Regions from separate parts of the Homo sapiens genome. Here region 2 is linked to region 1. A link is an interaction called in ENCODE POLR2A ChIA-PET data of the cell type or tissue named here. Cell type or tissue: Caco-2. All regions are shown on one strand. Links, peaks and the distances in the headings refer to the core of each region. The heading gives the core; the rest is flanking DNA. Region 1 holds the start of LOC107986833 (a long non-coding RNA gene). Region 2 has its middle 20 kb from the start of ATXN7L1.

Region 1 (15,883 bases), core at 6,669-10,668:
CAGGCACAGGCTTAGATCTAGCATTGGTTCCCCCTTCCTGGGCACCTTCTGTGTTGTGGTGGGCATGCAGGTAGAGCCGGGGCTTGGCTTGGAGGTATGCATTAATAATGGGCTCAGAACATAGAGAAGGATGATCTGCATGTGAATAATTATTTTTACTGGCATTTCTTCTTTGGGTACCCACCCCCCCACCTCTTCTCCACTTTCTGAAGGAGGCTCTTTGAGACCACCCTCCTCCCATTCAACTCCCACACTCTCTGCTTCCCCCTCTGCTTGGAAATGGCCACCGTGACTGCAGAAGAGCCTCCTTGGAGACTCCCAGGATGTTAATCAATCTCTCAGCTGGAGGCAAAATGATCTAGTACAGCAATTTCTCCATTAAGGGGCTTTCTTTTGGCCTTTCCATTGAGGAAGGGCTTTTGCATAAAATGAAATGTGCTTTGTCTTCACCAAGGCAGACAAAGGATTAAATTAAGAGAGCAATAACCTAGCTACTACCTGGACTTTTGGGAGCGCAGCAGGGGCCATCCTTCTCTTTCTGTCTTTATCTTGCTCATAGCTCTAGGAAGTGGCAGCCAGTTGTGAGTTTTGGTTTTCCTGTGTATAAAGTGGTCATCATATGCCAGACCTGGCCCTATCAAGGGTCCCAGCTGGATGGGATCTTTCAGGTCCATTGGGCAGTCCTTGATTTCTGGATGAGGGAGGGAACTGAGGGGTCAGGTAACTCCAGTGAGAACCCAGGTCTCCTGACCCACCTCCCTTCTACTCTGTTCTGGCAAGTTCTGCCACTGGCTTCCTACCCCTTGCTTTTCTGAGTGACAGCATCCCTGTCCCCACCATACACCCCCACCTGCCCCAGTCATTCAGCTCCCCTGGTGTCTGCCTGCCAACTCAGGAGTCAGGAGTCACCACCTGAAGTCTTAGCAAAAGGCATTCTTCATTCTACTCCAGGTTCTTGTTCAAAGGCTCATAAAAGGAAAAAGCAAAGGTACTGGACAATTCCCACTCCAAATATGTGGTCACTGCTGGCTGTTTGCATGTGGGGTGGGACACTCTCAAATAGATGGGGATCATTGTTATTAAGATTAGCAAAGCCTGAATCTTGCAGCACAGAACCCAGGCCAATTATGGAAAAAGAATGACAGAATGTGAGGGCATAGGATCTGCAGCTTTATCGGTGAAGGATTACATTAATAATAGCATTTTGCATTTGTCATCGTGTCTCTTCTTAAAAACATTCAAGTACTTGCCTGTAACCCACTTAGCTCATCCTCAGAACAATGAACCACGAGCAGGAGCCACGTTAAGGACTTGCAGTGGGTAGTTTTTTAACGATAGTTTTTTTTCTTCTAGGCACTCTTCCTCCTTCCTCCTCCACGTCCCACCTCTGAGCTGAGACGAGGGTGGAATAGGGGAAAACAAAGAGAGGAATTGAGGCTTTTACAAAATATTCAGCTTCCATTGAAAAATATAGGAATGTGGCAACATATTTGTAACTTGCCACAGTCCTGAGTGCTCTGGCCCTCTGGGGTGGGTTTGGGGCCATGTACTCAGTGGCTTGTGGAGCCATTGACACTCCCTGGATGTGGGCCGAATAAGGGTCTTTCCTTCTGGAAACTCAGCCTGCGGTGGCCTGGTAGTTGACTGCTCTATTCTATAAAAGACAAGAAGCTGAATTCTTGTTGTTTGTTTCTACTGAAAGCAACTGATAGCTGCAAAGTGGCACAGGTTGAATCATTGGTCGGTGACTCCTACTGCAGTGGGGAAGCAAGCCTGGAGGTGGCGTTCCCCTCGTACCCCAGGGAGCTGACATTTCTGGAAACTGGGCCAGCTCCCTCTCACCTTCCTTTCTCCCTACACCAAGGCACAATCAAGGGTGAATGGGGCAGGAAGGATGGGCTTCTTGTCTTCCAAACTAAAGCTTTTGTGTCTGAGAGCAAACCTAGCTGCAAAGGGGCGGCAAATAGAGAAACCTGGGGTGGTGGTAAAGAAATATTCCCAGCAGGAAAACCAGAGAGCTTGTCTGACAAGCATTTGTTAACTGAATTGATCTGATTACTCAGGACTTTTCTTAGCCAGGACTGGGGGCAGAGAGGGGCTGCAGTTGCTTTTCATTCTATTTAATTTCTGTTTTCCAAGAATGAATATCAAGGGAGCAGCTTTGATTAAACAAGCCTTTAAAAAGGGGGAGAAAATGCCAGGTTTTACAGAGAGCCTTGCTGAGTCGCTGGCAAATGGCCACATGACACAATATTTTTAGTCTTTGGATATTATCTCCTCTCTAAGTACAAAACTGCTATTCCCATTAACACAGCTCTTAGGTTCAGAGAAAAAAGAAATTAGCCTGGTGTTAAAAAGAAAAAAAAAATCAAGATTCCAGGAAATCATCCTCTTCATAGAAATTAAAAAGAAAATTCTCATGTGCCTAGTTCTACAGTTCTCCACATCCTTTTTATCTGCTGCTGTTTTTCTTTTTTCCTTTCTTTCCTTTCTGCATAAGTTGTTGAGACTGTGGGCCCAACTGGAGAAGATTTTAAAGCCAAGTCTAGCATTATTACATTCAAATATTTTTAAAAAATGTTTTACAGGATGGTTTTTTGTTGTTGCTTTTTTGTTTTAAGATTCTCTAAGGTGGGAATGTTGGTCTTACTAAGATGGGAAATGAACAAGAAGAAAACCCCAATATTTAACATCGAACAAATATTTATTGAGCATCTATTATGTGCTAGTCACTAAGGATATAGCAGTGAATAAAATGAAGCCCTTTCCCTCATGGATCCCTTCTAATGGGACAGCAGTAGTTAACATTTATTGAGGGCTTGCCATGTACCAGGCATTGTTCTAGCACTTTATATGATAACCCGTGGGGCATGCCCTAGTATTATTACTCTTTGCAGGCACTCACATGGCTACAAAGTGATGAACCAGGGTTCACATCCAGGTATTCTGGCTCCAGAGTCACCAAACTTAATTTATTACCCTAATTTGTGACTCTTGTATTCCAGATGAGTCTAAGAGTCCTTCTTCTCAGTTCCCGTCATATCCTGTATGTATCCCCTTTGGAGCACCTCCCCAAACCTTTGTTCCCTCGGTTGACCATAAGATTTTGGAGTGTAGGGCCTGTCTGCATTCTCTGTATCCCAAGGCCTTACAGTGCTTGGGACCAACCAGAATTGGAGATCCAGCTCCTAGAGCATTTCAAAACACATGTGGAAGGACGCCCTGATTCAGGTACATACAGTAAATCTCCTCCCCAACCCATGAGTCTCTAAAACCCTGTCATTCTATCATATGTAGCTTAAGGTGCTGATTTATGGATATGCGAGGATTCTCTGCAGGGAAGGCTCTGCTCAAAGACAGAGGACTGCTCTGTGTGTGGGCAACTTCAGGCCTAGGCAATTGCTGTCAGGCCGTGAGCTGGAGTGTTAATGGGGGGCTTGGGATTTAAACCCCACACCTGGGAGTACTGCCAAGGTGCTTGCACAATCTGTGGGGCTGGGAGAAGGGTGCTCTGTGGCATCACCCAAATATTTCCCCTTAAAAATGAGCAGAAAACACCTAAATGATCAGCAAGAAAGATTTAGTAAAATAAACCCCTGTGGTAGGATGCTGTGCCATCGTTAACTAACCAGGCTATAAAATAAGACTTAAGAATAGGGGTAAATGCTCAAGATATAAACACAATGAACAGATATTATAATTTTGATGATAACATCATTGCTATTTTTGGAGGGTATACGTTTGCATAGAAAAGAACAGAAGGCTAATCACCAAAATGAGATTTAATAGGTGGCATATTTCATTTCTTTTTTATACTTTTCTGTCTTCCTCAGTTTTGTATAAAATATGGTCAATACAACTAGAAAAACATTATTAAATAATAAACAAAAGGAAACTTTAAAAATGGCTTAAAAACGTTATATTGGCCTCAAAGGAGACCTTTAATCTATTTTCTGTGCACACTGTCTTCTTGTGCTGGGAGCTCAGCAGCGATCATAACACAGCAAATCGCTGGGTTGGAAACCTTGGCAGGTGTTTCCTTTGATTCTAGACTTCAGGGGCTGTGGCTGTGGTTGCAAAACCTCCACTGATGATCTGATCCAGAGATCTAAGGCCTTGAGGATAGAACATCCCTCATCCTAGCAGGAAATAATGAAACCTTCTAACCTTAAAGCCCTTTGGAAGAAATGAATATAAACATGTGAGTCTCTAGCGTTGCTGCGATCCTTCATATTTTACGGCACGCATTCTCATTTAATCCTCAATAACATGAAGGAGCAATTGGTCACATCAGCCCTAAGTTATAGGCAAGAAAGGCACTTGTCCCAGATCTTGTGGTGAGGACCAGAGCTTAAGCTAGACGCAGTGGCTCATGCCTGTAATCCCAGCACTCAGGGAGGCAGAGGCAGGTGGATCACTTGAGCTCAGGAGTTCAAGCCCAGCCTGGGCAACATGGTGAAACCCTGTCTCTACAAAAAAAAATATAAAAAAAATTAGCCAGGTGTGGTGGCACACACCTGTAGTCCCAGCCACTCGTGAGGATGAGATGCAAGTATCACTTGAGCCCGGGAGGCGGAGGCTGCAGTGAGCCATGATAGCACCACTGCACTGCAGCCTGGGTGACAGAGCCAGACTCTGTCTCACAAAAAAAAAAAAAAAAAAAAAAAAAAAAGAAGAAGAAGAACTTGGACCTTGAACCAAGCTCTTCTGATCCAGGCTCTTCCCCTGTTTTCTTGACTCCATTGTGGAAGAAACAGAGCAATCCTGATGGGCTGCCATGGGTGGCACGGGCATGGTCTTCCTATGGGCTCACCCTCAGCGGGCTGTACACATAAACCTGTCTCTTCCTATCAGATCAAGGAGATCTGGGCAGGGTGTCATCAAGAGAGCTGGGCTGGAAGCCTATGATGACAAAGACTCTCAACTACCCAAAGATGTAGGAAGGACTTTCCTTATGCCACGTGCCAGGGATTAGATTTCAAAACAGCTCTTCTGAATCCCTAAACTGGCTTCCAACCTGGACTGTAAGCCCTGTTATGTTTCATTCTCAGCTCACCCTTGTCCCTTGTTCCTTCAGGCATTTCAATAACTGATGCTCATGCATTTTGCGCCCTGCTATATTGTAAGTTGTTTTTAAGGGTAGTGACCAGATCCTACTCACTTTGGTATAGTCCTATTACCTAGTGGGTAGTAGCTGTATTAAATAGGTAATAGGTATAGTCCTATTACCTAGTGGGTAGTAGCTGTATTAAATAGGTATAGTAGCTGTATTAAATAGGTAATAGGTATAGTCCTATTACCTAGTGGGTAGTAGCTGTATTAAATACACTGTATTTAAATACAGTGTTGGTTAAAGCCAAGGCATAGAATCAAAGCCAGAAGTTGTCCAGGAGTGAGAACACAGTGATAGGGATAAGAAGATTGGACTCAGAAGCAGAGCCTGCCTTGACAGGGGCCTTTTATATGCTTTCTGTAGTTAGAACAAGATCCACTCACCAGCTTTTCAGGGTGTGGTCAACCAGGGCTCAGACCAACAGAGCCAGAAGTTTCTGTATTCAAGAGCGATTAAATTGGATAACTGCTCTTTGAACCGCATCCTGATGCATCGAGAACGTTCCATGGGCTAAGAACATAAAATAGGAAATGAGCACACACATCTTCTGGGGAAGGGTGGGCAGGTGGGCTGATTTCATCAATTTTTTTCCCTTGTTTTTTAGTATTTCCTGATTTCTCCCCCAAAGAGCTTCAGAATGTCTGCTAATGGCACCCTCTTCTCCACAACAGAATTGGACTTTGAAGCAGGACACAGAAGGTAGTCTTGCTATTGACCTTGCATGAAGTACTGTTTATCTGAGGGTCAAGGAAAACATGAGGGATAGGTCACAGTGCAACCTGAGGGCAGCTGGGGGGAGCCCCTTGAGCAGTCTACAGCGTCATTGTAAGTTCAGATGGTAGTGAACCCCAGAGAGGGATGGGGAATAAGGCAATTGTCTGGGAGGCCTCTTTTGGTCTCCAGAGAACAAGAATGACAGTATGGGAGAGGGTGCCCAAGTACAAGAGTGTCATGAGCAGTGCAAGGTCAGACATAACCAGGTCCATGCACATTTGTGTCTTTCCATAAGGTCAGGTTTTCACTGATGCTACTTCAATCCTAAAAGCCATGAGCTACATGGAATTCCCAAGGAGGCAACTCTCCTTAGACCTCTTGCTAACTCAGTAGTCAGAGCACATAGGCTCAAGCCACTCCACAGGTCAGTCAGTATTGTAAACCATACATAGTATACTTCATCAGCACATAAATGTTATAAATTAAACATTCCACATCAAACAAAGTAACATTTAACATCATGAGAAAAGAGGTTAATAAACCAGACCAAGGACGGTGATGTGGACACGGAGAGTGTCTTGGCCACATCCAGATGGTCATCAATGTCTTGCAAGGAAGAGTCTTTGATTTGGGCAGATGCTGGGTGCTGATTACAAGTGACAGCAAGACAGGGTCTGTCAAGATGGCCTTGTCGAGCCGGTGAAGTCCTGCTCGTTTTATGGCCCTTGAGTCCACTGGCGAAGACTGGTAGTAAAGGATTATGCCCTTATCTGGTTGAGTGTTGTCTTTATTGATTAGGTGACCATCTGGACCCTGTTGGCTTGATGCCTTTTGAAATGGAAGATGGCATTTTTTTTCTAAGATGTAGTCATTAATGTCAAGGGTGATCTATACAAGATTTCTCAGACCCCATCTTGTTTGGGAAAGGCAGCCATCCAAGCAAAGGGGCTGATGAGGGGAAGTGGATGACAACACATTGGCCTTGGGGTGAAGCAGGTGAGGCTCCTGGCTCTGCGTCGGGTGTGGGAACAAGAGCTAGCCATGTGAGCCATGGGGGCCTCACTCCCTCCAGTGGGAGTGATATGCACTTTCCAGAGATCTTGTGAAAAACACCGGGATAGATGTGCAGCATGGCGCTTGAGCAGATGCTGGCCTGGTGGGACAATGGTGGTGAATAGCCCCTGCAGAATGAGAAGCAGCCAGCGGGTTTGGAGACGGGGGGAGAAAGGTCACCCTGCAGGCCCTGAGACTGTGGGGGCATTACGGAGAGGCTCACCACCAAAGGGGCAGGGTCTGCTCTCACTCCTCCCACCCCATGATTTTCCCCATCCTATTTTGAAGTAGTGCCAGCAAAGCTTGATTCTCTCACGTGGAATGTTTCCCTGGCAGTTTCCATCTCATCGTGGAGGTGAGGGACAGTGGAGGCCTCAAAGCCTCCACAGAGCTCCAGGTGAACATCGTGAACCTCAACGACGAAGTCCCTCGCTTTACCAGGTAGGCCTGAGGGCATGCAGGACTCCCTGGGCCGCAGGTGCGTCCTTCTTAGGCGGCCTCGTCTCCTCCGGCACATTTAATACAAGGCAGAGGGATGCCCTTTGCTGTGGCCTGCAGGAAAGATTAGAGGCACGTGCTCTTCAGAGTCTTTATCTGGGCCTCTGGACTGCTGTTTTCCACCTTTGCTGCCTCTGCCTCCTGTACCCACACATTCACATGCACCATGGGATTTTGGATATGGTGGGGAGAAGGGGTGGACACATGCCCCGGGGTGTGGCCTGCACTGTGCACATGCAGAGGGTGCTTTTAAAATAAAGTGCCGCGCTTTAGTAACAGCAGAGTCCCAGAGCATGCATCATCACTCACGACTCCCTAACGCCCGCTCCTAGTATGTTATCCTCACACCGAGGAGAGGGCTATTTTCACGGTGCCTGCCTGTTACTGGCTGCTCTAAAGTTTCTTCCTGCCATGGTGGATCCAGAAAAGTGATCCGGCTGTGTCTGGCAGCTCCTCTGTCCAGCAGAGGTGGGAAGGGTAAATGCATCGGGTGGAGGGTAGTTTGTGGAAATGTGCCTGGCACTATCCCAGGCACAAAATGAAGATCTGAGCCTATTGTAGATGGGGATTTAGGAGGAAAAGATGGGATTCTGAGCTAGTAGATGGCACTGCAAACAGCCTGGCATACTGCTTACAGAGCCTCTGCCTGCCCCAGTCCCTGAGATGGGCATAGAAGCCAGCCACAAGGAAAGGCAAAATCACCTTTAACAGCATGAACGGTTATGAATAGATTCAGCACAGGATACTCCACCAATAAAAGACCATTAGGCCTCAGAGCTGGGTAGAGGACTTGCAAAACTACTCCAAGATTGCGAGGTATTTAAGGCAACCTCACTCCCAGACTAACCTGGTGCCACTTGGCAAACACCACAATTGCACAACTTCTGGATGTTAACATAGTCTACAGTCCAGTTGCAGGTGTCAAAGAATGCGTCTGCTCCAGCCCTGCAGCCTGGGCTGCAGTTCCTTTTTCAATCCTTGACCCTCAATTTATCTGCTGCTATTAAATGGCTATGTAATGCTTTCCATCAGCACCTGATGCTGGGTTAGGTTCAGAAGGAGAGCTCAGTGCCTTTGGGCTGACAGGTGGCTCCTGGAGCAAAGTCTAGGCAGCTTATTAACAGTTATGACATCCCAGCCCGGACTCAGGCTCAGGTATGGGCCCACACAGCTCTGCAGATTCTTCAAGAACCCCCAGAGGAAGGTGATGGCTGCAGGGCTGGAGCAGATGCATTCTTTGACACCTTCCCCACAAGTCCCATCTGGGAGGAGGGGAGGAAGGTTAATGGGGTTTCAAAGGGGAAAATAATAAGTCCTCCCCAGGGGCAGAGCTTGTAAACCATCTGGTTTGGATCACATCTTCCAAAATACAGAAACTGACTTTTAGCAGAGAGAGAGAGAGAACATGACCCTCGCTGGCGTGGGATGCACCCAGAGGTCAGCCTGGAACTCTCTGGTTCTCATTTTAGGTTTGAAAGAGGAACATATTGGGCTCCATCCCCAAGCAGATAGCATGATCTGTGTGACGGTCTTTTTTTTTTTAAGTCAGTCGACTTTATTTCAAACAGCATTCCTTGGATGAAGGTGAGGGTGTGTCTGCCAGAGCCTCACTCCAAAAGAAGGAGTGGGGGCAGGGTGGCTGCCCAGGCTTGGCTCAGGCAGTCAATGAGGGTCAACCTCATCCCTCAGCCATCAAAATTTGAAAGGATTTGCTTGGTTTCAAACTACGTGCTGACTTGGAGGGCTTTCATGGTTCCCTTGAGCTTCTCAGCCTCCTTTTCCTGTAAATCAGTGCTAGCACTAACGATAACTTCTTTAATTCAGGATTAACAAAATTAAATCTTCAAACAGACTCAAGTGTACTGAGTTTGAGCCTGAAATACAAATGTAAAATGTACAGACAGCCTTTCTATCTTTACTATTTGTTAAACGCATGCAATTAACACAACCAAAGCAAGTCCTATGTCTGTTCTTGAAAATGTCTCCCCATTTTACCCCTGGTGGTGACAAATGTCAGAAAGCTTTATAGATTCAGGATGCATGCTCCAGGAGTCTGCCATTATTGAAGTTGAACATTTTATTATAAAAGCACCTGACACACCGGGTGCAGTGGCTCACGCCTGTAATCCCAGCACTTTGGGAGGCTGAGGCGGGTGGATCACCTGAGGTCAGGAGTTCGAGACCAGCCTGACCAACATGGTGAAACCCTGTTTCTACTAAAAGTACCAAAGTAGCCAGGCATGGTGGCTGTAATCCCAGCTACTCAGGAAGCTGAGACAGGAGAATCGCTTGAACCCAGGAGGCAGAGGTTGCAGTGAGCTGAGATCATGCCATTGCACTCCAACCTGGGCAACAAGACCAGAACTCCATCTCAAACAAAAAAGAAAAAGAAAAAGAAAAAAAAAAAGCACCTGACATATTTACTGTTTCCCTGTGCACAGAGCTTGCTGTGTGTGCACAGCACTTTATTTTAGAGTTGGGTAGGTAGGTCTTTCTCCCCTCCTGCCCATTTCTTTTGTATTTACTCAGTCCTTTTCCACCTGGTGCTTGGCAGTGTCATGCACACCTTGGGCACTTACTGAATACTCATTCATAGTGGTGAAGCCATCCATGGCTTCCCAGCATTCACACCCTTCCCTGTGAGTGTGGCCACTGGCCCAAGCTCTGGGGGTCAGGTGTTACGGGGAAGAAGGATGTGGGAATACAAGTGGTAGCAGAGCTTTACTGTGTCAGGGTAGCTGCATGGCACCTAGCTTCACTGTGCTTTGAATAGCTCTTAACTGTGGTCTCCGTTGAATGATATTTTATACATACCTGTATCTTGGATTCAAAAATCAAATAGACTAAAGATTTTATCTCCTGCCAGGCTTAATGTCAGGTTAGCCAAGGAGAGAATATTTCGCCTGAGGAGCTGCATCGTGGCCAGTAGCCTGACCAGTTCCCTTCGTGGGGATCTGGGTTCCTGGAGCACCCAGCATGGACTAGATGAGCCTTCAGAGCAGAGTTTCTTAAACAGCGGAACTGCTGGCATTGAGCCAGGTACCCCATTGTAGAGGGGTTGTCCTGTGCATTGGAGGATGTGTAGCAGCATCTCCAGCTTCTATCCCCTAAACATCAATAGTAGCTGTCTCCCCTAGTTGTGAAAATCAAACATGTTCAGACACCACCCCCGGCCCCCCAGCTGAGAACCACTGCCTGAGAAGGAAGGAGGGATGATGGGAAGAAGGGGCTTTTCCTCCCCAGGTGTCCTCTCTCTGTCCCGTGGGGAGGCTGGGAGCCTGTGGTTGCCACCTCTGGCATCACCTTATAATCATCCTTCCGAAACATTAAAGTCTATGCAGATTAGCTGGGCATCTTGTGAAAAAGCCAGTCCTGGTTCAGAGGGCTGGGGTGGGTGGGCCTGAGGTCTGCATGTCTAACCAGCTCCCTGGTGATGCTTTTACTAGGAGCATGCTTGGAGCAGTAGCTCATGGCTGTGTGATTAGCACAGGCATCTTAGTGGCCTCTTTTTTGGAAGTTAACAGAACCCGCTCATGATGACCAAAGCAAAAACATACTACATTAGCAACAGGGGCATTCACAGAAGGGACCGAGGGGCTTGGCCCAGCCTGGGGGCGCTGGGGCCATATCCTTCCCTCCTGGCTCTGGTTTTGGCTCCTGCCATCCCACCTCTTTGGCCCCATTCCACTTTGTCTATTCCTAGATCCATCAGGGGCAGCATTACAGATTGCCTGAGAAGGGGATATGTCAAGTAAGGGAAAGGATGAATGGGCCTGTTTCAGTGGGACACTGGGGTGACCTTAGGCTGAACATGATTACTCTCCTCCAGCAATGGAGTATACCCACAGAAGTCCACCTTGTGAATAGATGTGGGGGGACCCTGGATCCAGGGAGGAGCTCTGGTAGGGAGGGTTGGGGTGAAGCCCTGGTTCCTGCCTTTCTCTGACTGCCCCTGACTTAGCTATTGATTCCCTGCCATTTCTCCTTCCTCTGGCCCTACCTACCTTATAGGGATGGTGAGATAGCACAGCAGAAATATTCTGAGCTCACGAAAGGAATGCCGTCACTTAGATCTGAGAGGTACTATACCCCTTTCAAAGAAGATCCCACATGGGAAGACCTCCACTTGGGTAACTGGGAAATTAGAGGTGACTACTTGCCCCACTGAAATGATTTTCCCTCAGCAAAAGGACTTCCTGCAGAGTTGTTTTAAACAATAAGCCTCCCTTAGAGCATTCAAAATTACTCAATGTATAGTTAGTTAAAACTCCCAACCTATCAGTCTCATTACTGGCCTGTTCCAAAGGCATTGGTGAAGGTCTGAGGAAGATGGGTAAGTTGGTGATTTGGGGTTATCTTGCAAGAAGGACAGTGATGGGGCCTGGTCTTCTTCAGGGGACCTATTTCTCAGTTCAGAGAGCTGACCTCATGATTAATGCAACTTGGAAAGGTGCACGAGTTCTGTGCATAAATTCTATATCCTCAGGCAAAAAAAAAAAAAAAAAAGACAAGGAAGAAAAAAAAGTGAGCAAACACATGAGAATAGAGAAGCTTTACAATTTTTCTGGCTTCTGGTGGCAGCCATGGGATGGGAGTCAGGAACAAGGGAGGGAACCCGCAGCTCTGGACATGACCCTGGCATGTAACTCTGGACACAGTGATATCTAAAAGAATCCAGGGACATCTGCACAAAACGTGGGAAAATGAGAAAAGATAGCTGGATAGGCCACCTGTCCTTATTTCAAAAGACGTTAATGCCAAGGCTGATCTGAAATGACATCAGGCAGAGGTGCATAGAGTCAGAGACTGTGGCCCATGTAAATTGTTGCAATGACAGCGTGGTACTTTCTTCACATCCACAGGGATGTGGTCTTTGGGGATACAAAAGCCAGCCACCCCTCCTTTCCACTGCTGTGCTCTCCCTCTGAGCATGTTGATGCAACTTGAACAGCTCTGCACTATATTTAGCACTAACCAAAATACCAATCGCCTAGATGCTACCTTCCCGTGCCCCTGGAAATTAGCTGTGTCTGCTGTATCTCTGTTCCAGCCCGACACGAGTGTACACAGTCCTGGAGGAACTGAGTCCAGGAACCATCGTGGCCAATATCACAGCGGAGGATCCTGATGATGAAGGTTTTCCCAGCCACCTCCTCTACAGCATTACCACTGTTAGCAAATATTTCATGATAAATCAGTGTAAGCCACTCACTTCCATCCTTAAGTGCATCCTCTAATTCAGCCATGTGGATTGTCTTACAATGTAGTTGTCCCTCGTTACCCATGAGAATTGGTTCTAGGATGCACCGTGGATACCAAAATCCACGTATGCTCAAGTTTCTTCTATAAAATGGCTTAGTATTTGCATATAACCTATGCATGTCCCCCTGTATATTTTATATTATCTCTAGATTCCTTATAATACCAAATGCTATGTAGATAGTTGTTGTATTGTTTAGGGAATAATGACAAGAAAAAAATGTCTGTATATGTTTAGTGCAAATGCAGCCAGCCATTTATTTTTCCTGAATATTTTAAATCCTCAGTTGGTTGAATCTGAGGATGCAGAACCCATGGATACAAAGGGCCAATTGTATTTTTCTTATCTTCTGGTATTGGGCATGTCTTTCTGTCTGGGGTCATCATTGGTTACCAAGGTAATAGATGTATTATAAGCAGCTGGCATGGGGGTTGGGCAAACTAAACAGGGTTGACAGCTATGTCACCCTTCACCTTTGTGGGGGATGGGTGGGGGGCAGTGAAGAGATTTATTTTCTTACCCATTGTTAGGCTTGTGACTGAGACCTCTATAAAAAAAGACAGATTAACAAGAGAAAAGCATACGAATTCATTTAATGTTAAGTTTATGTCACACCAGAGCCTTCAGAAATGAAGACTCAAAGAAACAGGGAAACCCATGTGTTTTTATGCTCAGTTTGATGAAGTGAGTAATTATGGAGAAGTATGATTGGAGGACAAAAGGGTGTGATAAACCTGGGAGAATTTAGCAAGGTCCGTTTGTTCAGATTCTTCCTGGCATCTCTGTCTTCCAGAATAGGATGTTCCTTTCCTCCAGTTATAGGTAGGTTACCTCTGGAATGAAGCTCTTATGACTGCTTCAAAACTGCTGTTTTCTCAAATGCCAAGGTGCCATATTTTGGGGTAATATGTCCTGAATCCCATCACCTTTTTCTCAAAGGCAGGTGTGTAAGGATGGATGGGTTACTTATCCTGAGGGTTCCCTGAAGTCTTCTGAAGAGAGGGGCTATATTAGCACTGTCCAATAGGAATAGAATGAAGCCACTTACGTAATTTCAAAGTCTCTAGTAGTCACATTTTTAACAAGTAAAAAGAAATAGGAGAAATTAATTTTAATTAGGTATTTTTAACATGTATAAAATATTGTTTCAACATGTTATCAATACTTAAAGGTCATTCATGGCCAGGCATGGTGGCTCATGTCTGTAATCCCAACACTTTGGGAGGCTGAGGCCAAAGGATTGCTTGAGCCCAGGAGTTTGAGACCAGCCTGGGCAACGTAGTGAAACCCTGTCTCTACTAAAAGTTTAAAAATTAGCTGAGTGTCATGATACACACCTATAGTCCCAGCTACTCAGGAAGTTGAGGCAGGAGGATCCCTTGAGCCCAGGAGTTTAAGGCTGCAGTGAGCTATGATCATTCCACTCTACTCCAGCCTGGGTGACAGAGCAAAAACCTGTCTCAAAAAAAAAAAAAAAAAAAGTGATTCATGAGATATTTCATATCATTTTCTTTGGTACCGAGTCTTGGAAGACTGTTGTATGTTTTGTACTTACAGTACATCTCAATTTGGATTAGCACCATTTAATTGCTCAATAACTCTCATGTGACTAGTGGTAACTGTATGGGACAGTGTCATCTTGGTCAATCTGCCAGACTGATGGGAGTTATTTTTCCATCTGAATATCTCTGAAGGGGACTTCTCTGCTCTTCTATAACCATCTTTTTCTGGGGCCTTAGTACACACCAGGCATTATGCTGAGTGATTATTCACATACATCTCATCTCAAGTACTCAAGATAGCAACTCAATGAACTATCATCATTCACATTTTACAGATGAGGAAACTGAGGCCTAGGGAGAGCCTCAGGCAGGTCAAACAATTTGTTCAAGGTCTTACAGCTTGTAGGTCATGAAGCAGAAGTACCAACCTAAGCTGCCTGATTCCTCGGGCCTGTCCTCTTAACCACTACCGGACTGTCCCACCTTTATAAGTCCTGATTGCATCACCAAAAAGGACGTCCAGCCTTAGACAATGCCAGAAAAACAATGTCCTGTTGGCTCCTTAGGCTTTCGGGCAAAAGACACCTATTCCCAGGAGAGCCAGGCAAAGGCAATAATTGTGCACTGCCTCTGAAAACATCCTGATGCCCTGTCAGCTGATAGTGTAGGGACAACCATGGTTGAGAATTCTGTTCACTCTAGTGTTGCGAAATTCAACTTTTAACAAGTAGAGTGAGGTTTTTGGTTTTTTTCTGAGCATATTTATTAAGATTTTTTGGTTGCAGGTAACAGAAACTAAGGTAAACCAACCTAACCAAAAAAAAAAAAAAAAAAAAAAGAAAGAAAAAAAAGGCAGGCACATCTATCAACAGGATTCTGTGCATCTCTTAAGAAAATGTAAAAAGATGGGGACATAGAAAGGATGTGACCCAGTGCTGCTCCAGGGACCTTGGTTCTGTAGCTCCACTATTAGCCTGACTGATCCTCCAATGTGTGCCTTTCAGTTATAAATTCTCCAATAAGAGAGCCCTCTGGGTCAAGCTGGAGTCAGTTATTCACCAGTCCAGTCCACTCTGGGCAAGGGCCGCCACCAGGGACCCAACTCTGAAGTACAGTGTGAAAAATCCTAGAAGGGTCAGGCCAGATACCCCAATGAATGTCTAACACAGGAACTTAATGGGTTTTCAAAAATGTATTTGTATAGAGATTATGCTCTGCATAAGCTCTTCCTCATGTTCGAATGGTCTTTTCCAGTTTTCTCCAAGTTTCTGTATTCCTTTTCATTTCTCTTCAAAGGGTCACGTTCTAACCTTTGCTTTCTCAGTGACTGGTACAATCCAAGTGGCCCAAAGGATAGACCGAGATGCAGGTGAATTGAGACAAAATCCCACCATTTCCCTGGAAGTTCTAGTGAAGGACAGACCATATGGGGGTCAGGAGAATCGCATCCAGATAACCTTCATTGTGGAAGACGTCAACGACAATCCTGCCACATGCCAAAAGTTCACCTTCAGGTATGCACACTTTGAAAGTTGGGCTGGACATTCTATCTCTTTGGTGGCCCTCTGCCCTTCTGCTTCTCTGGTATATTCTCAGGAGAATTATAAGCATTTGGAGAAACAGCTCAGTAGAATAAATCGATGTGAACTGTTCACTGTTGTCCACAGGTTTCCTTGTTATCGTCCTTTTTTCTTCCCTCTCTTTCATTTTCCTTCTTCATTATCTCCCTTGTTCACTTTCTTA
Region 2 (15,883 bases), core at 4,079-8,078, 100 kb before region 1:
TTCAGAATCAAAAGTGTCCTGGTTTAGATGATAAATTATATGGCTACCCTAATTTTAAATGATGCACTTTAGTCTTTTTTGTTTACTCTGTGAGTTGTCAGTGGCCAAAAAAGATGTTTCCAGCTTAAGAGTATTTGCCCACATGTGAATCCTGTCTTTATGAAATAGTTGTATTTTTTCCCTTGCGCAGAAAGCAATCGTTGCAAAAAACTCAGAAGGAATTGAAAGGCATAAATAAGAGTTATAAGCCTATAAATAAGTGTTAATATTTTGATATATATATATAATGCCACGCATTATCAATAATATATTTATATACCTTTAGATCCCCAATCTCCAAACCAAGCCACCTTATATATATTAAATATCTAGAACTATATGATAACACAGCCAATATAGATCAATATAATCACTTTTTAAATAGTTGCTTTTAGAGACTATAATATTCTAGTGATTGGTTCTTAAACTATAATATTTTTAACTAATCCCCAGTTTTGGCTTTTAGGTTTTTCTAATATTTCTATATGTTATTGACAGTGCTGCAGTAAATGTTGTGTGTAGCTAAATCTTTTTGCACATCTACGATTATTTCTTTCTCTTTCTTTTCTTTCTTTTTTTTTTTTTTTTTTTAGATGGAGTCTTGTTCTGTTGCCCAGGCTCACTGCAACCTCCGCTTCCTGGGTTCAAGCTGTTCCCCTGCCTCAGCCTCCCAAGTAGCTGGGACTACAAGTGCCTGCCACCACGTCTGGCTAATTTTTTATTTTTTATTTTTTTGTAATTTTAGTAGAGACAGGGTTTCACCATGTTGGCCAGGCTAGCCTCTAACTCCTGACCCCAGGTAATCCACCTACCTCAGCCTCCCAAAGTGCTGGGATTACAGGTTTGAGCCACAGTGCCCAGCCTATGATTATTTCTTTAGGATGCTTTTCTGTAAATGGAATTGCCAAGTCAAAGTGGATGCACATTTACAATTTTGAAATTGCCAAACTTTGCCAGGGTGTATGAGAATTCCCATTTCCTCATGGCCTCATAGGTGCTGTATGGATGATTCTTTTTCATCTTTCAGTCTGAGGAGAGAATTTCATCTCCAGCTTGTTTCAGTTGTATCTCTGCTTATTGATGATTTGTATTTCATTTTTTTGTAAATTGCCTACCTTTCTTTTAGAGTGTTCACCTTTCTCTTAATGAATTGTGAAAGCTCTTTATATTTTAAATAAAATACCCCTTTATGTTATAAATTGCAAGATTTTTCCCTGACTTGCTATTTGTCTTTTAACTTTATTTATGGTAGATTTATGTGTATACAGATAAGGTAGATTTATGTAGATTCAGAAGTCTTTACTTTTTATACAGTTATATCTATCAGTCTCTTCCTTTATAGAGTTTTGTACTTTTTAAAAGGACCAGGTTTGCAACAAAATTAACCTGTGAAACTTTTACAGTCTTATCTGATGCTCTAAAACCCTTGATCTCCTTGTTTCAAACTTTATAGTATGGGCATTGCACATAGGTGAGATAATTTTTGTTTCCATTTCCGTGGTTCATTATATCCTTCAGAAGGGGTTTAGGCACTTTAGAAATTCACAGATAAGTCACTGCAAGTAAGAACTAGCGATGAGCATTCTTTTCCTCAACCACAAACCACACGTGCCTCTATTTGTATAATAGAAGGCTATAATGGGAGTCAAAGGGACTAGTTTGTTGAGAATGTTGCTGAATATATCATGTTGTCCCATTGATGTGCTTTATAATTGCACTGATGTGTTTTCCAGAAAACTGTGGCACCAACCCAGGATTCTAATACATAGTCAAGAAAATGCTACAGCCTGTTGTAGCTCCCCCAAAGCAAGCAGCTCTCCATGGAATGGCGTCCCCAGGCTTCACACCATGGTCAGGAGGGCCTGCCCCACAAGTGCACATCCTGCTCTAGCTAGGACCATTGTGCCTGAGTTTGCATCTGGGTTCCTATGCTGGTGTGCTGGCTTGAACCACATGTGAATCTCAACCCCTTCTTTGTCTTTGAAGGTAGATACATCAAGAGAACTCCATCATGGGTGGGGTGTCTTGGGGATGAGCACCAAGGAGTGAATGTTTGGTTTTGATAAGGAATTATGAAAGAGCAATAAATATGCTAACTGTAGAATAACCTGCTCCAACAGCAGAGAACCAGGTTTCTGATCCAACTCTGGGGTCCAGACCAGGGGCTTGAGAATAGTTTTTATTATGAAATGACCCTGTTAGGGGTTTAATTGGCCTCCTCCCAAGATGCTGTACTTTTATGTGAAGTGCATCAGGGGTCCCTTCTATTTGGAGAAGATAAACTAATTTCCTTCTGTCTATCCAGTGCCATTTGGTCTCCCTCTCCCATCCTCCTATTCAGTAGCCAAAGAACTAATTTGGCTACAATACAACCCTCTTCAGAGTGCTGGGGAGAGAGAGAAATCAAATATGAGCAAAGCCCACACCCTCTGTAGTGGGCAAAGCTCATTTGTAAATAATTTTAGTCTTGTTGCTCATTCAGTAATTCTGTATCCCTCCCAATAGGTATTGGCAGCGTGTCAGATGGCCACCAGTTATGAAGAGCTTCCCCATTTCCGAAACCCCCTAGCTTCTCAAGGGTCTGTGAACTGGGGAAACCAGTTATGCTAAAGGAGTCATAGACCCATTCTTTTCTCTTTTTGAGGGCTGGGGTGGGGAATGGTAGAGTGGAACAACATCTTCTATTCATCTACTCATTCAAGAAGCATTTACAGAGCTCTCCTCTGTGGCAGGCCCTACCCGAGAGGTGGAAAAGAGAAATCTGGACACATCGTATGTCTCAGTTTTCCAAAGGCATTTCACAAAATGAGTAATAACCTCTGTTGGGCTGAATGGTGGCCCCTGAAGATATCAGGTCCTAATACTTGACACCTATGAATGTTACCTTATTTGGTAAAGGCTTTGTAGAGGTGATTAAGTTAAGGATCTTGAGTTGGAGAGATTATTCTGGATTAGCCAGTTAGGCCCTAAATGCCATTAAATGTATCCTTGTATAAGAAGGAGACAGAGAAATAATGACACACGCAGAGGAATAGGCGATGTAAAGATGGAGCAGGAAAGGTTTAAAGATGCTAGCGATGGAGATTGGAGTGAGGCAGCTACACACTGAGGAACACCGCAGCCAGCCGGAACTGGAAGAGGTGGGGAACAGATTCTCCCTGCAGAGCTGCTGGAGGAGTGAGGTCTTTTGGCACCTTGATTTTGGCTCACTGAAACAGGTATGGGACTTCTGGCCTCCAGAACTATGAGAGAATAAATTTGTGTTTATTGACTCCTCCAAACTTGAAGAAAATGTGTTATACAGTAGTCCCAGGACCATCCTTGCAGGTAAAATGGAGACGTGGGTCTAGAAGACAGTGCAAGTAGGTGTCAAGGTATTTGACCAACTCTGTCTGTTATTCAGTCACATGGGAAATACTGACTGACTACTCAAATCTACAGTGCTTCAGGCACTGGAGCAGTGGATAAGGCAGACAATATCCCCACTGACACTGGGGTAGGGGGAAGGAGCAGCTAATAAATAGGTAAATGAAAAATATGAACAAGGTAACTTTAGCAATTGACAAGTGCCTTAAAGAAAACAAAACAGGATAATGTGGAATGGCGGACGGGGATCCTTTTAGACTAGGTAGTAGGAAGCCCTTTCTGGTGAGAAAGCCTTGGAGCTGAGTCCTGAAGATCATGAAGGAGCTACCATCTGGAGGGAGAGCATTCCAAGTGGAATGAGTGGCAAACACAGAGGCTTTGAGATGGGAATGAGCTTCCTGTGTGTGAGAAGCAAACAGAAGGCCCAGACCCCTCTAAGTCAACAGGGATATCATTGCTCAGGGAGGGCTGTGGGATTCTGTCCTAGGCTCTGCCCTGTACAATTTTCATTTTTTATAATTAAATTGGAAGAAAACGTAATGCATCATAAATGTGCAGGCAATATAAAGCTTGTAGGATGTGTACTGGGTTAGAGTCAGGGGTTGAGTTTCAAAATACCTTGACAGGCATGAACAAAACAATGAACTTCAGCAGGGACAAACTGTGAAGTCCTGACTTGGGTCTGAGAACAAGTATTTGCCTAAGTCAAGAATGGGAACCTGATTTGAGTGCGGTACTGGTGTGAAGTCCCTGAAGCTGAGTGTCAGCACGTAGCATGATGTGACTGCCATAAAAAAGTCAAGCACTTTTACAACTTTTTTAAACTGTGGGGTACAACTCCAGGGAGGAAGTAGCCAGGGGTCTGTTTGTGGAGGACTGAGTGGGTATCACATTTTATGGGGTCACAGAAACAGCTCATTATTTGTTTATTCATTCAATTAATAAATGCTTAATGAGCACATATTATGTGCCTGGCACTGACTAGGCTTTGGGGTAAATAACAGTGAATAGGATGGAAACATTTGATGACTTCATAGAGCTGACATTCTAGGGAGAAGATAGACATGGCAGATTTAATTATACACATATCTTTTTCACTGTATTAGATTTTTTCAGATTATAAAATTATAGTAATAAAATAGCAATATCAAATATTACTGAAATACATAACATAGGAAAAAATATGCCCTGTCAATTCATCCTCCCTCCCCAGACGTAGCCACTGTCAACCAGTTTGTGCACGTTTTTGTAACTTTTAAAAATATACATGCAATGTATTTTTAAAGCATAAAAGGGGAATCATACACGTCTGAATTTTGTTTTTTAGCTTCATATATCTGGGATATCCTCTCACATGAACACAAGGAAATCTACCTCATTCTTTTTAATGTCTGAATAATATTTCATGCTATGGATGCATTATAGTTTATTTGACTAATATCTTGTTGAAATGCATACCGTTTCCATTTTCACTATTATAAGGATTTGCAAACAATTGTTCTACATACCTTTTTATATAGCCTGTGGTCATATTTCTAAAGCACAGATTCAGAGAAGTGGGAATACTGGCTGGGCGTGGTGGCTCACGCTGGCTCACTATGACATCTGTAATCCCAGCACTTCGGGAGGGTGAGATGGGCGGATCACCTGAGATCAGGAGTTTGAGACCAGCCTAGCCAACAGAGCAAAACCCCGTCTCTACTAAAAGTATAAAAATCAGCTGGGCGTGGTGGTGTGTACCTGTAATCCCAGCTACTCAGGAGGCAGAGGCAGGAGAATTGCTTGGACTTAGGAGGTGGAGGTTGCGGTGGGCCGAGATCAAGCCACTGCACTCCAGCCTGGGCCACAGAGCGAGACTCTGTCTTGCAAAAAAAAGGAAAAAAAAAGAAGTGGAAATACTGTATCAAAAGGTATGGAAAATTTAAATGATAGATACCACGTTTCTTACCATTCAGGATGTACCTCAGTGAGAGTGCAGATGAGATCACATGTTTTCTTGCAGCCTCAACATTCCAGGCAGTGTAGACAGTGCAAAGGTCCTGTGGTAGAGGGAACCTGGTGTATCAGCAGGACTGAACAGATTCCCTAGGGGCAGAGAGCAGAGAGCCAGGTGGGGAGTGAAGAGGGAGGCATGGGCCAGACCTTGCAGGGCCTTGCGATTCATCTTGAGGGTTTTGGTCCTTATCCCAAGAGAAAGGAGAAGCCAAAGGGAATTTCATGCAAGCTGACATGATGAGATAGGCATTTTGAACAGGTACCTCTGGCTGCTGTACAGGCAATGGACTGGGAAGATGGAAAAGTAGATGTGAAGAGCACCTGGGGTAGCTATTTTGGGAGTCCAGGTGAGAGATGATGGTAGCCTGGACTCGGGTGGAGGCTGGCCATGGAGAGGAGTGGCTACATTTAACCGTTTTTTAGGCCACAGAACTGATGGAAGCTGATGCCTAAGTGGGCTTAGGTGGGGACTGAGGAAGAAGGCAGTGTCCTGGAAGAAAGATGGAATGGGAGTTATCATTGGGATGATGAGATGTCAAAGGAGCAGGTGATGATTGGCCAAAAAAGTGAAGATCCAGAGGAGATACCTGCTTTAGAGAGCAGCCTTTGCACCCTTGTCTCTCATGCCCGCAGCTCTATCAAAGGCAGGCTGACCATGGGATTCTGCCACCCTGGCCACAGCTGATTGGAGTGGGAAAGTACCTGAGCCGTGGCCATAACGTGGTCTGGAGTGAAAGCCTGCCCATGAAGGGGCAGTGCCAAATGGAGCTGATGAGATGTCCTTCATGGAGTTTGAAGGAGAACCCAAGTGAGTGGCAATGTTTGGAGCTGGGGAGTCAGAAGAAAGGCCACACAAGGAGAGGGCAGGAAATGGAAGTCGTAAGTTAAAGTCACAAGGAAACAAGGAGAGAAGAGAGAAGCAGGTGCAGGAGAAGGGGCTGAAGACCCATATAGCGCTAGAGAGGGATGGATGACCTCTGTTCCCAGTATGGCTGAATGCTTAAGAGCCAGTCTTTCAAGCTGAGCAGATCTGAGTTTGATTTCCCACCTCTTGTGCTAACTAGCTCAGTGACCTTGAACAAGCCACCCAACTTCTCTAAGATTGTTCTGTTCATAGACATTAAAGTATTTATTTCTCGGAGTTGTTGTGAGCTTTAAAGAGATGTGCGTGAATACCAAAGAAGATATTCACAACACAAAACCACCAGAGAACTGGTCTCCAGACTTTTTTAAAAAAACAAAAGTCTCTTACAAATCAGTAAGAAAAAGGCAGGCAGCCCAGTAGATAAACAGGCAAAATACTTGAACAGACACTTAACAAAAGAGGATAGTAAAATGGTCAAAAAAAATGAAAAGATGATCAACATCATTAATAAAGAGAAACACAGTGAGATTCCATATGCAACAATGTGGACGAATCCTATGAACACAACGTTGAGCTAAAGAAGCAAGATAGAGATGAATGCATAAAGTGATTCAATGTATTTAAAGTTTAAAAGAACCAGGCATTAAAACTCCAATTAAATATTTTATACTCTCATCAGAGAGGCATATGTGAAAAATCGGATGATACCAACTGTCGGTGAGGATACAGTACAACAGGAAATCTGTATGCTGCTGATGGAATGTAGGTTAGTATAACCATTTTGGAAAACACCTTGGCATTATTGAATAAAACTAAAAACATGCATGGTACACAACCCAGTAATTTTGTTCTTGGGTGTATGTATATAAGAGGAACTTTTCATATATACCACGTATACATATACATATATGTGTATGTATGTGTATATACATATACACACATACAAGCATGTCCATAATTTTATTGCTATCATGGCCTCAGAAACAGTGCAAATACCCATCAACTGTAGAATGAGTAAGTAGATTGTGATATATTCACATAATGGAGTACTATACGGCACTGAGGGAATTAACTATGCTATAGAGAACAATATGAATGAATCTTATAAACACGATGTTGAACAAAAGAAATAATATGTATTATTTTACTTTAGAATTCAAAAATAAGCAAAACTAAACTATAAATTATATAATATAGTTATATATTGATATTATATAGCATAGACTGTTGAGGAAACTATAAAAAAAAGTAAGGAAACAATGATCACAAACATCAGAGTAGTGGTTACATCTAGGAAGGGAGGGGCCCTGGGGCCTGAAGGGAGTGCTCAGAGTGAGAGGACTCTGCAGTGCTTGAGCATTTTCTGTTTCTTGACAGACCAGGTAGTTACACAAGTGTTTGCTTTGTGATTGTTCATTATACTGTATATTTGTTTTGAACACTCTAAGAGTATTTTATTCCACAATTTAAGCAGGTTTTTTAAAAAAAAAAAAAAAGATAGCTAACACTTGTAAAATGCTTGGCATAGTGCCTGGCCCATATTAAGAGCTCAACAGATGGCAATTTTATTTACTGGTATAACCCAGTTGTTAGAGCCACATTGTATCCTAAGCAACCTTCCAGCTCCTGAACCAGCTCTAGTCTCCATGCGGTCTGGCTTTGAGGTTGAGATTCCAGATCCCTCTGTTTCCCAGGCTGGCCCCAAATAAACCCTATTACTTAAGGCAGTGCTTTTCAATGGATATGTGATGGTTTATTTTATTGCCTTAAATGCTTCCCAAGTGAGCTGCAATGTGTAAGATGTTTTTTGGGAGCATTTCTGTTGTTATACAGTTCTGGAAAGCTAGATTGCTAATTGAGCACCGCATGATGTGGGATAGAGTCAGAGTCTAGCCTGCTGCAGGTCAGAGTTCAGGCAGCAGAGGTGGAACCTGATGGCAATGTAGTGCCAAAGAAAAAAGACCTGGGTTTCAAAGACAGAGGCTATGAGGGAAGTAAAGACACACTCAAATAGCAGTCATGTGGATGGGGACCAGAGGAATCCCAGGACAATTGTGGATACCATTTTAAGCCTTCAAGTGTGTAACCCCAAATTCTAGCATTCCACAGAAAGAGTGACAATCACTGATTTAAGGTAATCTGAGAATGTCTATTCCTTGCAAGCCTAATAAAGAAGTTTCCATTTCATAGTCATCAGAAGGATTGTTGTATGCAATAGCTAATGATAATACTAGCTAATAATTATTGGGTGCTCAACAGAAGCCAGGCACTGTGCTAATATTTCATTCTTACCTCAACCCTAGGAGGTAGGTACTGTTATCTCCCTTTCAGTAGATACAGCTGAGGCACAGGGGAGTTCAGTAACTTGCTGAAGGTCACGCAGCTGGTAAATGCTAGAGCCAGGAAGAAGGATCATTCTTAGTCTCTAGTTCTAGAAGCAAGGGTGTGGCCCAGGGTTTAGGAGTTAGATGGAATGACATTTTGCTAACAGTAAGCAAAAACATGCCAACAGGCCAATCCAACATTGGAATGGGGAGTTTTAGAAAACAGCAAATTCTCTCTAAGCAGCATGACTATCAAATATGTTTTAGAAGAGATTTTTGCATTGGGTAGCAGGTTGGACTAAATGCCTTTCAAGGTCCTTCAAAGAACCCAAGATTAAAAGTTTAGATCTTGGTAGAGCTTCAGATTGGGAGCTGGACTGTATGCTTTTTATTTTTTTTTTAATTTGAACTTCCAAACTCCAATGCATACCCTGATGCATAAACTATGTACACTTTTTATTTTGATGTTCATGAACTTCTCAGAACTCTTGAGGCATGGTAAAATTATTTTCCCTATGTGGTTTTTTTTTTTAAGTCTTTTAGCTGACGGTAGTTGTGTAGCATCTTTCTGACCAGCAAGAAAATGCCTTTCTAATCTCTAGAAGAGAAATTGTTTGCATAAGGTGTTCTCCCACATTTATGTCTTTAATTTCAGACGAGAGGCACTGATCTTTTCATAAGGACTTTCCTGCTACACCTCCCACAAATGGTGTGTGTCTTGTGAACTCTATAGGTGTGGCATTGATAATGGTGTTTGATAGTGTTTGGGCTGTTCAGAATCTGCCCTTTATACTGAAATGGTATGTCTAGCTTTGTTTCCAGGATTACAGAAACTTCTTTGGTCTATTTCCGTGACTGCATTCAGTGGAGACACATTACTTTCTGCTTTTCAGAGCCTGAGACCACCTTCCAGGACAATGGAGGCATATGGTGGCATTTCTAGTTGGAGTTGGCGCTGATTGAGCCTTTGCCATTACTTGGCAAAATTAATTTGGTTGTGGTTGGTTGTTTGACCCGGGGGTGGCATTTTTCTGTGGGCAGAATAGTAGAGCTGAGTTGCATATAGTTGTTTTTAAGGTCTTTGGATAATAACCATTTTAACCAAATGTGTAGAGGCTTTGAAATTGCCATATGTGCAACTTAAGTTATCATTTCACATACAAGTAGTTCATTAAATATATTAATTGAGTTTATTGAACATATGCTTTTAAAAATAGACTTTGTATTTTAGAGCAGATTTAGGTTCACAGCAAAACTGAGCAGATAGTACAGAGATTTCTCATATACCCACCCACTTGCATAGACTCCCAACTAACAACATCCCCCACCAGAGGTGGTACATTTGTTAGAGTTGATGAAGCAACACTGACACCTCATTATCCCCCAAAGTCCACCATTTATATTAGGGTTCACTCTTGGTGTTGTACATTCAGTGGGTTTGGACACATTTTTAATGACATGTATCCATCATTATAGTATCATACAGAGTAGTTTACTGCCCTACAAATAGTTTGTGTTCCACCTAGGCATTCCTCCCACCGTTCTAATCCCTGGCAACCTTTTTTTTGTTTTGTTTTACCTTCTCCATGGTTTTGCCGTTTCCAAAATGTTGCAAAGTTGAAATTAACAGTATGTAGTCTTTTCCAATTGGCTTTTTCACTTAGCAATATACACTTAAGTTTCCTCAATGTCTTTCTGTAGCTTGAGACAGCTCATTTCTTTTTAGAGCTGAATAATATTCCATTGTCTGGATGTACGGCAGTTTACTTATCTGTTCACCTACTGAAGGATGTCTTGGTTGCTTCCAAGTTTGGGCAGTTATGAATAAAGCTGCTATAAACATCCACATCCAGGTTTTCGTACGGACATAAGTTTTCAACTCTTTTGGGTAAACACCAAGGAGCATGCTTGTTGGATCGTATGGTAAGAATCTATTTATTTTTGTGACAAATTGCCAATCTGTCTTCCAAAGTGACTGTGCCATTTTGCATCTGCACCGCAGTCAGTGAGAGTTCCTGTTGCTCCACATCCTTACCAGCATTTGCCATTGTTGGTGTTTTGGATTTTGGCTTTTCTAATAGGTGTGTAGGGGTATCTCATTGTTTTAATTTGCATTTCCCTAATGACATATGCTATGGAGCATTTTTATATGCTTTTTTGCTAGCTATATATCTATATATAGCTATATAAATATATATTTTTTATTTCAATAGTTTTTGGGGTTCAGTTGGTTTTTGGTTAAATGGATGAATTGTATAGTGGTGAAATCTGAGATTTTATTTTACCTGTCACCCAAGTAGTGTACCCAATATGTAGTTTTTCATTGCTCTCCCACCTCCCCCTTACCTCCTTCTGAGTCTCCAGAGTTCATTACACCACTGTGTATACCTTTGCATAGCCATAGCTTAGCCCCTAATTATAAGTGAGAACATATGGTATTTGGCTTTCCATTTCTGAGTTACTTCACTTAGAATAAATGGCCTCCAGCTGCATCCAAGTTGCTGCAAAAGACATTATTTTATTCTTTTTTATGGCTGAGTAGTGTTCCATGGGGTGCACCTGTGGATAGCCTTTCCTGAACACTTCAGCGGGGCTGCCTCTCCACAGGCAGCGTGCCCTCCAGTTGCAGGCTTGCGCGAGGGGTAGAGTCACAATCCATCTCAACATGGAACATCAGCCTTCCTGCAGATGAAAAGAGGTGTCTGTCTGATCTGAATAGCTGGGACACTGGGTCAGGAGTGTGACTAGGAGGTGGATCACTTTCAGGGGAGCTGAGGTGTCCGTCCCTTCCTTCTGAGAAGACCTCCGTGCATTTCACTGAGAGCTCCCTCAGCTGCCTCTATTAGGGCTGGGACCTCTACCCATCATTGGGTATTGCATTTACCCACTTTGCTTTAGCCACCAATTTTTTTTTTTTTTTTTTGAGACAGGGCCTCACTCTCTCACCCAGGCTGGAGTGCAGTGGTACAGTCTCAGCTCATTGCAACCTCTGCCTCCCAAGTAGCTGGGATTACAGGTCTGTACCACCATGCCTGGCTAATTTTTGTACTTTTGGTAGAGACAGGGTTTCACCATGTTGCCTAGGTTGGTCTCGAACTTCTGAGCTCAAGCAATCTGCATATCTCAGCCTCCCAAAGTGCTGGGATTACAGGCGTGAGCCATTGTGCCCGGACACCACAATCGGTTTTTACCTGTGGACACCTCCCCTTCTGGCTGGAAGCTCAACCTGTTCAACCCAGTAAATAAAGTGCTAGGGAAAAAATTAAAAAATGCATACTACTGGAGAACAAGATAAGCTTTGAGAGACCTCTGCCATTCTGACCCCACAGGAGACAGTGAGCACATTGCTGCTACAACCAGCAGCTGAGAAAGCCACCATACAAAGACTCTCTATAACCAAGGAACTCACACAGAGTCTTCACCCCTGAAAGCACCAGGAGCAGAATTAGGTGACAATAAACTGTGTCTTTTTTTATAAGGTGTCTATTCAGATCTTTTGCCAGTTTTTCAACTGGGTTGTTCGTATTCTTATTGTTGAGTTTTTAAGAGTTCTCTGTATGTGTTAGGTAAAATTCTTCATCAGATGTCTTTTGTAAATATTTTCTCCCAGTCTGTAGCTTGTCTTCTCATTCTCTCGAATATACACTCCTCTGACGGTGCTCTGTTAGATGTTTTATGGGCACAGAAATTATATTTAGCACGGAATTTCTCCCTTTCAAGTTGCTCTCATTCTTATTGGCAAATACCTATTTCCTGGGTGCAGAAAGATCCCCATTGCTGTTTCCTATTGGCTACTCATGAAGCTGTTAAGTGGATCGTGGGAGCAGTAAACACTCCAGATAATTTGTTTATTTGGGAAACTTGCTTGGATAGTGTTTTATGTCAGAATTCTATGACAAACTGTGCTTTGGTGACTTATGTATTCAGACTCTGACTTATCTGGGAAGACAAAATGTCATTAGCATTCTAAGAAATATTAATGACTGCTATTTATATACCCCATCCACACCACTTTCACTGGCATCTGGCATTGATGATTGTGAAGTATTGATGACTTTTCCAAATAAGATGGAATATGGCAATTTGGTAAAGAGCAAACATTTTTATTTTATTTATCTGGGGTTAATTTTTTGTATTTTGAAATATTCAAAAATACTTAGTAGAAGGGATCATTTCTTTTTTCTTTTCTTTTTTTTTTTTTTTTTTTTTTGAGATGGAGTCTCCAGGCTGGAGTGCAGTGGCATGATCTCGGCTCACTGCAAGCTCCGCCTCCCGGGTTCATGCCATTCTCCTGCCTCAGCCTCCCAAGTAGCTGGGACTACAGGCGCCTGCCATCACGCCCAGCTAATTTTTTGTATTTTTTAGTAGAGATGGGATTTCACCGTGTTAGCCAGGATGGTCTTGATCTCCTGATCTTGCGATCCACCCGCCTTGGCCTCCCAGAGTGCTGGGATTACAGGCATGAGCCACCACACCCGGCCACAGAAGGGATCATTTCTAAATAGCATAGAATCACAGGGAGTACACCTCATGTGACTTCACGTTTAGAGTCAGCATTTGCTCATAATGAATTACATATCAGTAAATGAACATGACATGCTTCAACTTCAATAATATTAAACAAAACTCTTTCAGTGTGCTTATTCATAGATGAAAAACAGGGCCTGAAAACCCAGTGTGACTTGGGTGTCATATATCTTCAGTTTGGATGCACTATATCAGTGCTAATCAATAAAGGCCAGGAATGATTTTGGAGTATAATGTCCAGCCTTAAATCTTAAATGAAAGTGAAATTCAAACACTTAGCCCAGCAGTAGAAGAACAAACACTAGTGAGACAGTATAATTTGTTAAGACGAACATGGGCCAGATCCATTATCTAATATATGTGTCCTCGACAGTATGTACCGTCTCGAAGAGGAAGAAATAGTCAAGGTACCCAAATGAGCCATTCCTCAGAGACAGCCAAAGAGCTCTGAGAGAGAGCAAGTGTGGGCAAGAAAGAGGGGACATTTGTGTCTCTGACCATGAACATATGCTGAGTCACCCAACTGCAGGTCCATTTTTTTGGTGAGACTGATATAAATGTTCTTCCAAACTGGCCAAGCTGCAAGGTTTCCAAAAGCAAAGCTTAAGGCTGGACGCAGTGGCTCCCACCTGTAATCCCAGCACTTTGAGAGGCTGAAGTGGGAGGGGTTTGAGACCAGCCTGGGCAATGTAGCGAGACCCCATCTCTACAAAAAAAATGCAAAAAACAAAACAAAACAAAAACCCAAAACAAGCAGGCACAGTGGCTCACACCTGTAATGGCAGCACTTTGGGAGTCTGAGGCAGGTGGATCACTTGAAGTCAGGAGTTTAAGACCAGCCTGACCAACATGGTGAAACCTGTCTCTACTAAAAATACAAAAATTAGCCAGGCATGGTGGTGTGCACCTGTAATCCCGGCTACTTGGGAGGCTGAGGCACGAGAGTCACTTGAACCTGGGTGGTGGAGGTTGCAGTGAGCTGAGATCATGCCACTGCACTCCAGCCTGGGCAATAGAGCAAGACTCTGTCTAAAAAAAACCCAAAAAACAAACCAAAACCAAAACAAAAACAGAGCTTAAAAAGCAAGACTTGCAGAACATTAGGACTAGGAGGTAGCTGTGGCCAGGGCTCTGTGTAATGCAAAGATTATGTCTATAGGACCTCTGCAGGCCTGGGTTTTACTCCTAGCTGTGTCCTTACTAGTTATATCATCTTGGGCAACTTATGTAAACCCCTGAGCCTCAGTTTCTTCCTTTGTAAAATGGGAATAACAATTTCTGCCATTCAGTACTGTTGCCTAGATGAGTGATAATTTGTGTCAAATACCTGGCACATACTAGGGACTCAATAAATTTTAAGTACAGTAATGTCACTTAACAATGGAGATATGTTCTGAGAAATGTGTCATTAGGTGATTCCATCATTGAGCAAACATCATAGAGTGTACCTACACGAACCTAGATGCCTACTACCCACCTAGGATACAAATCTGTACAGCATATTACTGTACTGAATACTGTAGCAACTGTAACACAGTGTTAAATATTGATGTATCTAAACATGTAAACATAGAAATGTTACAGTAAAAATATGGTATTATAATCTTATGGGACCACTGTTGTCTTTGTGGCCTATCACTGATTGAAATGTTATGTGGCGCATAATTATAATTTTAAAAAATCACTCAGACCTAATGTATGCATTTAATGACTCCACTCTAAGGAAAGCCCAGATGCACTTAAATATACTTCTGTTTATACTGCTTTCATTGGAAATGAAATGCCATGTCAACTATGATGCTTTCAGTTGTAAGTAGCAAAACTGCCAACTCAAACTAGCTTAAAAAATAAAGTGAATTTATTGGTTCATGTAACTGGAAAGTCTCATGAAAATGTCAGCTTCAGGAGAAGCTTGACCCAGCAGCTTCATGATGTATGGAAATACCTGGGTTTTTTGTTTCTGCTCTGCTACTGTGGTATCAGCTTTATTCCAAGTCTGGCTTCCTTTGTTGTTGCAAAATGCTTGTCAGAAGAAGCCTGGGTCCATCTGTTAGGATTAAGTTTACTCTGTATGCTGTAGTAGTGGCTATGACAAGATAGAAGTGTATTTCTCCTCCATATAAAAGAAATCCAGAGATAGGCAGTCCAGGGATGGTATGTGGCTCCACTATGTCATGGACCCAGACATTTAACTTGATGCTCCACGTCCTAAGGTATGGCTCCTTTTCTCAAGTTCACCTCAAGGTCCAAAATGACTGCTAGAGTTCCAGCCATTACATCTGCATTCTAGGCAGGAGGAAGGGGCAGAAGAAAGGCTTGCCTCTTCTCTTTTAAGGAGACTCATTGGAAGTGCCACACAATCCTTTGCTTACAGCTTATTGGCTGGCACATAGGGTAGTTGCCAGGGAGACTAGGAAATAAAGTCTTTTGTTCCCCCTCCCATCCTCAGTTCCTTTTGCACTGTGCTAAACAATTCTAGGACTTTTAACAGAACTCTTCATAAAAGTCTTGAATTTTATTGTATTTATTTATTTTTGAGATGGAGTCTTACTCTGTTACCCAGGCTAGGGTGCAATGGTGCTATCTTAGCCCATTGCAACCTCCACCTCCCACATTCAAGTGACTGTCCTGCCTCAGCCTCCTGAGTAGCTGGGACTCCAGGCGCGCACCACCACACCTGGCTAATTTTTCTTTTTTTTTTCGTAGAGACAGGTTTCACCATGTTGGCCATGGCTGGTCTCAAACTCCTGACCTCAGGTGATCTGCC

What was found. Peaks named below come from ENCODE experiments on the same cell type or tissue, not always from the same donor. Only the 100,000 strongest peaks of a DNase experiment are listed, where the experiment ranks them.
Region 2: POLR2A ChIA-PET joins it to region 1 with 7 read pairs; 6 of 35 experiments call an interaction of 5 or more read pairs at or near these places.

Annotation. Positions count from the first base shown.
Region 1 is chr7:105,989,034-106,004,916 of GRCh38, forward strand. It overlaps CDHR3 (cadherin related family member 3), which reads left to right. Exons shown (of 19, transcript NM_152750.5): 5 at 5,718-5,812; 6 at 7,217-7,321; 7 at 12,429-12,577; 8 at 15,465-15,654. It overlaps LOC107986833 (a long non-coding RNA gene), which reads left to right and starts at 7,333. Exons shown (of 2, transcript XR_001745316.2): 1 at 7,333-10,417; 2 at 11,390-11,959. RefSeq lists an enhancer at 1,574-2,221. In Caco-2, for the core only: no CTCF peak of the experiment used is centred there; a DNase peak (open chromatin) is centred at 8,258.
Region 2 is chr7:105,888,894-105,904,776 of GRCh38, forward strand. No RefSeq gene overlaps it. Among named protein-coding and RNA genes, the nearest start is that of ATXN7L1, 20 kb to the left of the region's middle. In Caco-2, for the core only: no CTCF peak of the experiment used is centred there; no DNase peak of the experiment used is centred there.